2 separate regions of the Homo sapiens genome follow, and region 2 is linked to region 1. Evidence: read pairs that join two places in POLR2A ChIA-PET (ENCODE). Cell type or tissue: PC-3. All regions are shown on one strand. Links, peaks and the distances in the headings refer to the core of each region. The heading gives the core; the rest is flanking DNA.

What was found. ChIA-PET counts read pairs that join two places held together with the same protein. Peaks named below come from ENCODE experiments on the same cell type or tissue, not always from the same donor. Only the 100,000 strongest peaks of a DNase experiment are listed, where the experiment ranks them.
Region 2: POLR2A ChIA-PET joins it to region 1 with 5 read pairs; 4 of 35 experiments call an interaction of 5 or more read pairs at or near these places.

The regions. Positions count from the first base shown.
Region 1 is chr1:41,981,158-41,986,546 of GRCh38, reverse strand. It overlaps LOC124904160 (a long non-coding RNA gene), which reads right to left and starts at 5,015. Exons shown (of 4, transcript XR_007066031.1): 1 at 4,874-5,015; 2 at 4,580-4,760; 3 at 4,271-4,393. It also overlaps a transcript of HIVEP3 not described here. In PC-3, for the core only: no CTCF peak of the experiment used is centred there; a DNase peak (open chromatin) is centred at 2,896; H3K4me3 peaks cover 1,272 bases; H3K27ac peaks cover 2,357 bases.
Region 2 is chr1:41,930,550-41,935,938 of GRCh38, reverse strand. It overlaps a transcript of HIVEP3 not described here. Among named protein-coding and RNA genes, the nearest start is that of HIVEP3, 14 kb to the right of the region's middle. In PC-3, for the core only: no CTCF peak of the experiment used is centred there; no DNase peak of the experiment used is centred there.

The DNA of each region.
Region 1 (5,389 bases), core at 282-5,281:
GTGGTGGGAACTCGGGAAGCGGAGCTTGCAGTGAGCCGACATAGCGCCACTGCAGTCTGGCCTGGGCGAAAGAGCAAGACTGCGTCTCAAAAAAAAAAAAAAAAAAAAGTCCTATTCAACACAAAAGTGTAATGTCAGTAAAGCTGTACCACTTGTTCAACAAATACTTATAGAACTTCAGTGTTATGCATGGAAGCCTTGTAATTATGAAAATGAATATGATAATGTTTTGGTAAAATAATATTTTACATCTTGTGCAAGAAAAACCTGAGCAGTTTATTTTAGTTTGGCACCAAAATTTCCTTCCACTTCTGAACATTCAGCTAGATAGTTATATAAGCAGGCTCTCATCTTTTAGACATTTTCTACATATTAGATTCTGAAAGGGCCTTAGAGAGCAGGACATTCTCTTCCCTTGATTTTAAAGATGAGGAAACTAAGGTACAGATAGCATGACTTGAGCCACATCATGTAATTGGATAAGGGATCTAGATCTTGGCTCCACAAACTTTCCAGATGGCTGCCTCCTAGTCTATAAAGATCTTAACTTTGAAATAGATTGACTAAATCTGTGACAGGTTTAACATGGGTGGATCTTTTTTTTTAAAACTGACTTTCATATTCACAGAAGAGACTTAATGTTTAGCCTTGCACTGAAAGTTTTCCAGGCAAAACTTTTAGAAATTTCAGTATTAGGAGTCAAATCTACTCCATAGCCAACTAGACATGGACAAGCATCTGACAAGGGCCTCCTTTGAGCCACTCTCCTTTGTAGCTAACTGGGATAGTACTGGGCATTTCCTCCTTCTAGCTATTGCTGTTCCTCGCCCCCAGATCTGACAAACAGGAGGAACTCAGCTTTTCATGGACTTACAAGAAATATTTAGCAGAACTCATCTTCGTGTCCCTGCAAATTCGTATGTTGAAACCCTAAACTCAATGGGATGGTATTAGGAAGTAAGACCTTTGGGAATTAATTAATCCGCCCTCATGATGGGGTTAGTGCCCTTATAAGAAGAGACACCTATAAGAAGAGAGTTTGCTTCCTCTCTCTCTGGCATGTGAAGACACAGCAAGAAGGTGGCCATCTGCAAACCAGGAGGTATGCCCTCACCAGATGCTGGATCTGCCAGCACCTTGATCTTGGACTTCCAGCCTCCACAACTCTGAGAAATAATTTCTATTGTTTATAAGCCACCCAGTCTCTGGCAATTTGTTATAGCAGCCTGAACTAAGAGTAGACTCTTCATGTTCTGTACTATGGCCTGGAAAATTCTACATGTCCTGGCTCCTGCCTCCTTCTTAGGCCTCATTTTGTGGTACTGTCATCTTGCTCACTACAATCCATCCTCTTCTCAAACTCACCATGCTTAGCATAGTTCACGTGCCCGTAACCTGGAACTAGTTTTCCATTCTTCCCATGGCTAGCTCCTTCCCACCCTTCATATCTCAACTTGAAAGTTGTCTCCTTGGAAAAATCAATCAATCAACCAACCAGTCAATCAATCAGTCATCCCCTGGGAAGGGCCTTCGCTGCCATTCTGTCTAAAGCAGGTCCTTTTTTTTTTTTAGTCCTCTGACTTAGTGCCTTGTTTATTTCTTACATAGCACCTGTGAAAATTTATAATCATTGTATTTATTTGTTTATTTTCTGCTACTTTATAAGATTATATGCCCCTAGAGGGCAGGAGCCTCATTTGTTTTGTTCTGTGGGCCCAGCTGGGTGCCTGGCATGTGAAAGTGGTCTGTGGGATATATAATGAAATGATGTCTCAGAGTTACCTCTAAACTCTCCATCCTGTGGCCAGCAGTAGCCCTTCCCCCTGTTATCTGTCCATTAGCAAAATCAGATCTTTCTAGTAGTGGTCAGTGTGCTTTCTTACAATAAACTAAACTTCTCTGCCATGTGTCCTCCATGGGGGTTGTGTTTTAAACGTTCGATCCCTTCTCTCTGGCTTCTGGGTGATTGCTTTTCCCTTCTCTCAAGTCAGTGCTCCTTCAGACTTTGCTTTCTGAAATGTGCATTCCACGTCTGGATATTTGTTGTGCACCTTTGAGTTCTGAGTTGGTTGCTTTTTTCCTCACTTCTCCCTTAGGGCTATCATGTCAACTTTGATATGACAGTTTCAATCTCTTTTTTCCCCCATTCAGGTCATATTCTCCAGATAACAAAATGTTGTTATTGAATAGCCCTTCTGTATTGTCTGCTTGCTCATTTTTTTCTCAAGAAAAGTTCTATCCAGGTTTATTATTTGGCCAAAAAATACATAGTATGGGCCCAGTGCAGTGGCTCATGTCCATAATCCCAGCACTTTGGGAGACTGAGTGGGAGAATCACTTAAGGCCAGGAATTCAAGACCAGCCTGGGCAATATAGCAAGACCCTGTATCTACAAAACAAACTTGTTTTAAAATTAGCTAAGTGCATAATTTCATTGCCCCAGTTACTCAGGAGGCTGAGGAGGGAGGATCGCTTAGAGTCCAGGAGTTCAAGGCTACAGTGAGCCAAGATTGTGCCATTGCACTCCAGCCTAGGCAACAGAGCGAAATGCTGTCTCTCTCTCTCTCAAAAAAAATATGAGTATGGATTTTTTTTCTTCATTGTTCTACTTCTTTATCTGAGCATCACTTGAATTCTCCCTTTTGTACATGAGAGGCTGTATGTTTGTTACATCCTGCTGTTGCCTATGGACGGTGGGTAGCAGACGGAGCCTTCCAGTAGGTTACTTATCATCAGGACATTTTTTTTTCTTTTTGTTCTGTCTTTTTAATTAAAAACAAACCAAACAAAACTCCAGGAGCCCCTCAGCTGAGAAAGAGGTGGATCTGGTATCCTGATGGCTTTTGAGCTCTGACATCCCATCCCATCCTGCTTGCTGGTGAGTCGGCCACTTAGGAGTGCGTGACTTGTGGCTTCAGGGGTTTGGCTTAGGTATGACTGTTTTTCTTTTTTCTCCACCCAGCTGCACCTTTATTAGCTGTTGCTATTTTCTGCTAAGACAGACAGTTAATCTTTGGTGGTTGTTCCTCCATACCTTTTCTTCTCATTTATATTCCAGAAATAATATATATTTATGCATGTGTATGTGTATGTGTGTGTCTGCCTGCACATAAGGAAAAGGATAACAAAAAGTGTGATCATGTTTTGAACTATGAGTATGTTCCTTACTTTATGTTTGCGCTTGTTAAATTTGATTTTTGTGCATTACTGATGTCTAGATCTTCTTGATTTGGATCGGTCATGGTTTCATTGCTGTAAGTAATTTTTGATAGGGCTTTAAATTTATAGTAGATATTAATAAAAACTGTTGTTAATGATTCTCCTTTTCTTCCTCTAGGGCAGGGGTCTGCTATTGGTCTGTGGCCTGTTAGGAACTGGGCTGCACAGCCTGTGAGGTGGGCGAGCATTACCTCCTGAGCTCCGCCTCCTGTCAGATGAGCAGGGCATTAGATTCTCGTAGGGGTGTGAACCCTATTGTGAACTGCGCATGCAAGGGATCTAGGTTGCACACTCCTTTTGAGAATCAAACTAAAGCCTGATCATCTGTGGTGGAACAGTTTCATCCTGAAACCGTTCCCCTGCTACCGGTCTATGGAAAAGTTGTCCCTGGTGCCAAAAAGATTGGGGACCGCTGCTCTAGGGACTCCCTCACACTAGACTTTGTATTGTTGGCATTTGTTTCATTCAACTAACATTTATTAGGCACCTACTCTGTACCAGGCAGAGCCTTGAGGATACCAAATAGTCCCTCCCTGTCTTTCAATTGGCCAAGACCTATTCATATTTAAACTTTTTAAAAATTGGCAGATTTAATAATACACCTCCTATTCTATCACCAATTCTGTCGGCAAGTAATTAATGGAAATGTTAAATAGTACTGGGCAAGAACTGACCCGGTGGAACTACATTTGTTAATTCCCCCAGGCTGACATTTACACTGACCTGTTAATCAATTTTGTCTTCACTGGATAAATAAATTACAGTTTCCCAGTTTCATGATGGGTAGGTCATACAAGATAAAACTGAAAGCATTACATAAATTCCTCTTTTTGAAGGACACGATTTATCAGATTTATTCTCCAAACCCTGTTGATTTCTGCTGTGGCTGTAGCTGTTCATCAAAATAAGGTAGGGCTGCGCTCATGTATTCTGGAACCTTTGAGTACAACAGCAGGCAAGGGGAAGATGAGAGGGACGCAGTTCCATCAATGCCATTAAACTGCTTTTGTTTGTGCGGAAGAAGAAAATGGAAGGACAAGGATTTTGTTACCTTTGAATCCCCTTTTGCATTCCCATTCTCGAAACTTTAGTTGTCATTCAGGTGGATTCGGACCTTTCCAGCCCCTTTGACGTGGATGATGGATAAGGCTTCGCTTTCAATGCTGTATGGTTGCTGTTAATTAAAACCAAGCAAACAAGGAAATCTTATAAAGTACCACGATAAAGAAATTGATGTTGGAACTACCTCCTTTGAAGTATGTTTTACAAGTGGGATGAATATATGCCCATTCCCTCATGTGTTCATCTGCCACCTTCTCATTTACAAGAAGTAAGCATTTCTTTACTTTTACTGACTCACCTCAGAAATATTTACTTCCCTCTTCTTTTAAATGCTAGGCAGCAGAACCCCTCTGCAGCCCCTGGACCCCCACATTTCAGCAGCTGTCCCCTTGGCCTGAACTTGCCACGAGACTGAAGTGCCCACACATTCAGTGGAGACTGGAATATTGTCTTTCACATTTTCCCTTCTCTTCCTTCACCTTTAAAAGTATGTAGAAGACAGAAAGTCCCAGAATGATGAATCCAGCGAAAGCAGTGAGAAGCTGTTTATATATATAACAAAACGCAATTTCCTTTACCTTTAATGCCTTACCTTCTCTTATCAACCCTCATTCTCTCATCAGTCCTCACCCAACTTTTTGCAGCAGGTAAAATCTCCACTTTACCTTGGAGGAGATGGGGTGGGGAGGCAGTGTGGTTACCCAGTTTGCAGAAGGTCACACAGCTAGTGCACTGCAGAGCAGGAAGACGTGGCAGGCCTTGAGTCCAGCCGCCAGCTCAGCAGAGGTGGGGAGGCTGGATCTGACACACCCTGAGCCTCCCCACCACTTCCTCCCTCCTGCCCCCGACGGAGCCGGCTCCTCCAAATGTGACCCTATAAATGGGGTTTGCATTTCCCCGTTTGCTTCCCAGCTCCGTGGGGATGAAGGCAGAGTCCTTCAGGAATCTTGCCTTTATTTTCTGACAAGGTTCCTATAGGGCTATTTTAGGTGTTGTTATTTCGATGTTTTACCAGGCTGATGCAAATGTTGCCAAGCTCCCTGTAAGAGCTTGCTCCCTTTGGAGACACGTACCTTCTTCCTCTTGTTGTTTGCTTTCCACCCTCACT
Region 2 (5,389 bases), core at 188-5,187, 51 kb after region 1:
TAGTGGTAGCTGTTCACATTGTTGTCTTTGAAACTCATTGCTGTGCTGTTGCTATGCTCCAGGTATCTAAGATGATCTTAGAATATCACATTATGTTTCCTCATTAGAGATGGTAGAAATCTTATAGAGGGCTCTTTATTCTTAGAGTTAGTTGTAGTTTATTTTATATATATTATATATATAAAATATATATAATATATAATATAAATATATATATAATTTCAAGAAGACTAAATTGCTAGATAATACAGGATTACAGGAAAGAAAAGAATATTTTACACAAACACACATATTTACATACATATATATGTATACAGAGAGAGAGTGAGAGAGACATTTAAAAAACATGGAGGACAGTTATGCCCTCTTTGCAAACCAATCTCAGAAAGGTCAGTTGTCATGTTCACTCAACAAATAGTCCCTTGTTGCCATTCTGAAACTGAATGCCCTTGTGGCTGGACAACTGGACTCAGCTAATAAGGCATTTCTGATGCTTTTGTGTTCTTATGCAAGGATGGACCTTTTCCAGCATTGTAAATGACAGCAGGAAATACTCAATGGGCCACAGGAAATAATTAACATCATCTGGGATAGTCTGACTCAGAAGTTAAAAGTAAGGACTTTAAAATCTGACCTGGGAATTAATTCTAGTTCTAACATATGTTAATTCTGTGGATTTGACGAGTTTCTTAGTCCCTCTGAGTCCCACTTCTCTCACTGAGTTGTTGTGAAGGTGAAATGAGAACATGTTTGCTATTAGCTAAGCATAGTCTTTGGCTAGTAGTGAGTGGTCACTAAATTGTAGTTGTTTCATTATCATTTTTAATAATAATAATATATGGAGTAGTTAATGATTAATGACAAGACTTACCTTTGGGGAAACTAGAATAAATAATAAAACATAAGTATAATGTTTTTGTCATTAGCCTAATTTTGAGTAATTAGTTGCCTGTCATATTTCTCACTAAATGGTGACATGTATGAACAATTCTGAAATTAAGTGGACTAGAAAGCCTCTAGAGTTATTTTATTCTTCACCATCCATGGTGTTTACTATGTGGCATCATATTCTTTGCCAGGCAATTGCAGGCTGGTAGATGCTTTCAACAAGACAGTTGTCCTGAATTATAACTGACTGATAGTTTATACAGATTCTGCCCTCCACTTTTTGAAAAATTGGTACATTATTTGTACTTTACTTAACTCCTATAGGATTTTCCCCGTATATCTTACATTTCTCAAAAACAACAGATAGAGGTGTTTTTGGAACATCTGTCATTCCTAAAGCTCTTTAAGCAAGTTTCCAAGAGAATAGTGATTACCCTGACCAACTGCTGTACCTTCTTCTGTTTGCTGTTGCAAAAGATGCAAAAGTACCTATAAGAAGGTAGACTTCTAGTTTCTTCTCAAAGATGTAGACAGCTGGGAAGGATTGTTCCTAAACTTATGGTGAAAAAAAATCTTTACGAATAGAAAGTTCACAACTTTTCTTGAGCTCACTGGAGTCCTAAGGTTGCTGGGTACCCAGTAGGCCCAAAATCGAGGAAGAGATAGGTATCTTCAGGGAGAAATGAGATATGAGCTCTGACTTACCTAAGCAAGAAACATACCTATATGAATTCAGCTAAGGTGGTTGTTGAATATGCAGAATCTGGCTTAATGAACTCTAGTAGAAGCGGGCAAAGCCCTAGGGATAATAAATAAAAGGAGATCACACTTTCTTTCTTAGACTCATTTCTCCATGAACCCCATCACAGGTTCACAAAAATGGTTGGGAGAGTCTACAGAAAATCTCCCTTGTAGTGAATTGCTGGAGGAGAGGAAAAGAAACTGCTGTGAGAGGGGTGAGAAATTCTACCTGGACCCTTCTTGCCTACCTCCCCTATGAACAAAAGCCTTAATTAGTGTGACATGTATGTAGAAGGGAGCAAACATTATCACTCTTTGGATACTGGTGAAATCCCATTACATCTGAGATAAGGGAACAGGGAAAAAAATCTTAACACCTAGGGAAAGGATGGATATACATTCTGGATTCAGAAGTGAAGCAGGGGAGGGATGGGATCACTGGGAAGGCTGCTGCTTCAGGACTCAGTGATATAGTGCTTGCCTAAGACTACAGCTTAATCAGAACAATAGAAACCATTTCCTCCACACACCCCCAAACCAGGCTAACGAGAGAAGTCAGAAAAATAAAAGAAAAGAAGAAAAAAACAGAAGGAACAAAAAAACAGCTAGCAAAATAGATTTTAATTTGACCATATCTATAATCACATTAAATGTGAATGGTCTAAACATACCAGTTAAAAGATGGAGATTGTCAGATTGTATGAAAAATTAAGAACCAGCTATACACTTTCTGTAAGAAACCCACTTTAGTTATAAAGACAGATAGGTTAAAAGTAATAGAATAGAAAAAGATATGCTGTGCAAACACTAATCAAAATAAAGCTGAAGTCTTTATATTACTATCAGACAAGTGAGACTTTTAGAACAATGATTATTATCTGGGATAAAAAGGAACATCAAATAATTATAAAGGGCTTGATTTTCCAAGAAGACATAACAATGCTAAACATGTACGTACCTAACAACAGAGTTTCAAAATACATGATGCAAAAGCTGATAGAATCAAAAAGTGAAATAGATAGTTTCACAATTACAGTTGAAAACTTCAGTGCTCCTTTTTCAGTAAATGATAGAACAAATGGAAAGAAAATCATCAAAAATATAGATGACTGGAGCAACATTATCAACCAACTTGACCCAGTTGATATTTATAGTATACTTTACATGACAACACTTCTTTCTAAAGTGCACATGAAACATTCTCCAAATGATACTATGTTCTGGGCCATAAAGCAAACTTAACAACCTTAAAAGACTAGAAACCATAGAAAGCATGGTCATGAACTATAATGGAATTAAGCCAGAAATCAATAATAGAAATATAAGTGGAAAATCTTCAAATGTATGGAGATGAAACAACACATATCTAAATAAACCATATGTCAGAGGAAGTCTTAAGGCAATTAAAAAAGCGTTTTGAACTGAATGAAAAAGAACTACAACATATCACAATTTGGGAAATGAAGCTAAAGTAGTGTATAGATGGAAATTTATAGAGTTAAATGCTTACACTACAAAAGAGGAAAGGTCTTCAATCAGTAAGGTAAGCATCCACCCTAAAAAGAAAAAAACTAGATAAAGAAGAACAAATTAAAACTAGTGCAAGCAGAAGGAAGAACATAATAAGAGCAAAAATCAATACATTTGAAACAAAAAAGCAATTTGGATATATCAATCAAACCAAAAGCTGGTTCTTTGAAAGATCAGCAAAATTAGTGAACTTCTAGGCAGACTGACCAAGAAAAAAGAAGATACAAATTATCAATATCAGAAATGAAAGAAGGGACATCACTGCTGACCCTACAGATATTAAAAGAATAATAAGGTAGTGCAACAAACAACTCTGTGCCCATAAATTTGACAACTTAGGTGAAATGAATCAATTCCTCGAAGGACAGACATACTAAAATTCATTCAAGAAGAAATATTATATCTTCAATAATCCCATATCTTCTAGGGAAATTGAAGTTATAGTTAAAAGCCTTCCAAAAACAAACAAACAAACAAAAAAACAAAACAAAAAAATGCAAGGCTAGTTCAACACTGGAAAAATCAACCAATGAAATTAAAATTAAATATATTTACAGAACCAAGGAAAAGAAAAACGATGATTATTTCAATAGATTTACAAAAAGCACTTTAAAAATTAATCATCTATTCATGATTAAAACTATCTGCAAACTATGAATAGAAGGCAATTTTCTTAACCTCAAAAAGGGCATCTACAAAAGGCTATAGCTAGCAACACACTTACTGGTGAAAAACTAAACACTTTCCCCTTAAGATAAAAAACAATGCAAGATGTTCTCTCTTATGACTCCTATCTGACTTCATATGGAAAGTCCTATAGTACAATAAGGCAAGAAAAAAAAAGGCAAAAAGATTTAAAAGGAAGAAAGGAAACAATGTCTTTTCACGTGTAACTTTATTGTCTTTGTAGAAAAACCCGAAGGATCATTAAAAAGTTTCTAGGACTAATAAGTGAGTTTAGTAAGGTTGCAAGATACAAAGTCAATTGTATTTCTTCATGCTAGCAATGAACATATGGACTTTGAAATTTAGAGAGCAATAGCCTTTTCAGTAGCACCGAAACCCACAAATTCTTAGATATAAATCTAACAAAAACAATATTCAGGATAGGTATGCTAAAATCTAGAAAATCCTGGTGAAAGCAATTAAAGAACAGTAAAATAAATACAGATACTGTATTCATGGATTGGAAGATGTCAGTTTGTCCCCATGAAAACAAATCTGAAAAAGCACAAAGTTGGAGGACTCAGACAGTACCCAATTTTGAGACTTGTTACAAAGTTATAATAATCAAGGAAGTGTAGTGTTGACAAAATGATAGATACAATAATCAGTGGAACAGAGTTGAGAGCCCAGAGGTAGACCCACACAAATATAATCACCTCATTTTTGACAAGGGTGAAGAAATGATAGTCTTTTCAACAAATGGTGTTGGAACAGTTGGATATCTATATGCAAGAAAGAAAATGAACCTCAACACTTACCTCACACCTTAAAAAACAACTGAGAAAAAGATCATAGATCTAAATGTAAAAGATGAAACTACAATACATCTAGAAAAAAAATCACAGGAGAAAATATGACCTTTGGTTTGGCAAAGAGTTTTTAGATACAACATTAAAAGCACAATCAATAAAAGAAACATTAATGAATTGAACTTGAAATAAAAATTTTGCTCTGTGAAAGACAATGTTAAGGGAATAAAAAGACAAGCCACAGATTGTGAGAAAATATTTGCAATCATATATGTAATGAAGGACTTGTATCCAGAATATATAAAGAACTTTCAAGCTTCAGCAAGAAAGTAAACAACTCTATAAAAAATGGGCAAAATATTTGAACATATGTTTTACCAAAGAAAGCATATGATGGCAAATAAGCATATGAAGAGACACTTAACATTATTTTTAATTAGGGAAATCAAAGTTAAAACCACAATGAACTATCATGCATATCAATTAGAATAGCTACAGTTAAGAAAAAACAAACCTGACAACACTAAGTGTGTGCTGGCAAGGATGCAGAGCCTCTGGAACTCTTTCATGTTCTTGTTAAGAATGCACAATGGTACAACCACTTTGCGAAGTAGTTTGGCAGTTTCTTATAAAATTAAAGATATACTTATTATATGACCCGGCAATCCCACTCCTTGGTATTTACTCAAGTTATTGAAATTTTGTGTTCACTTAGAAACCCATACATGAATATTTGTAACAACTCTACACATAAA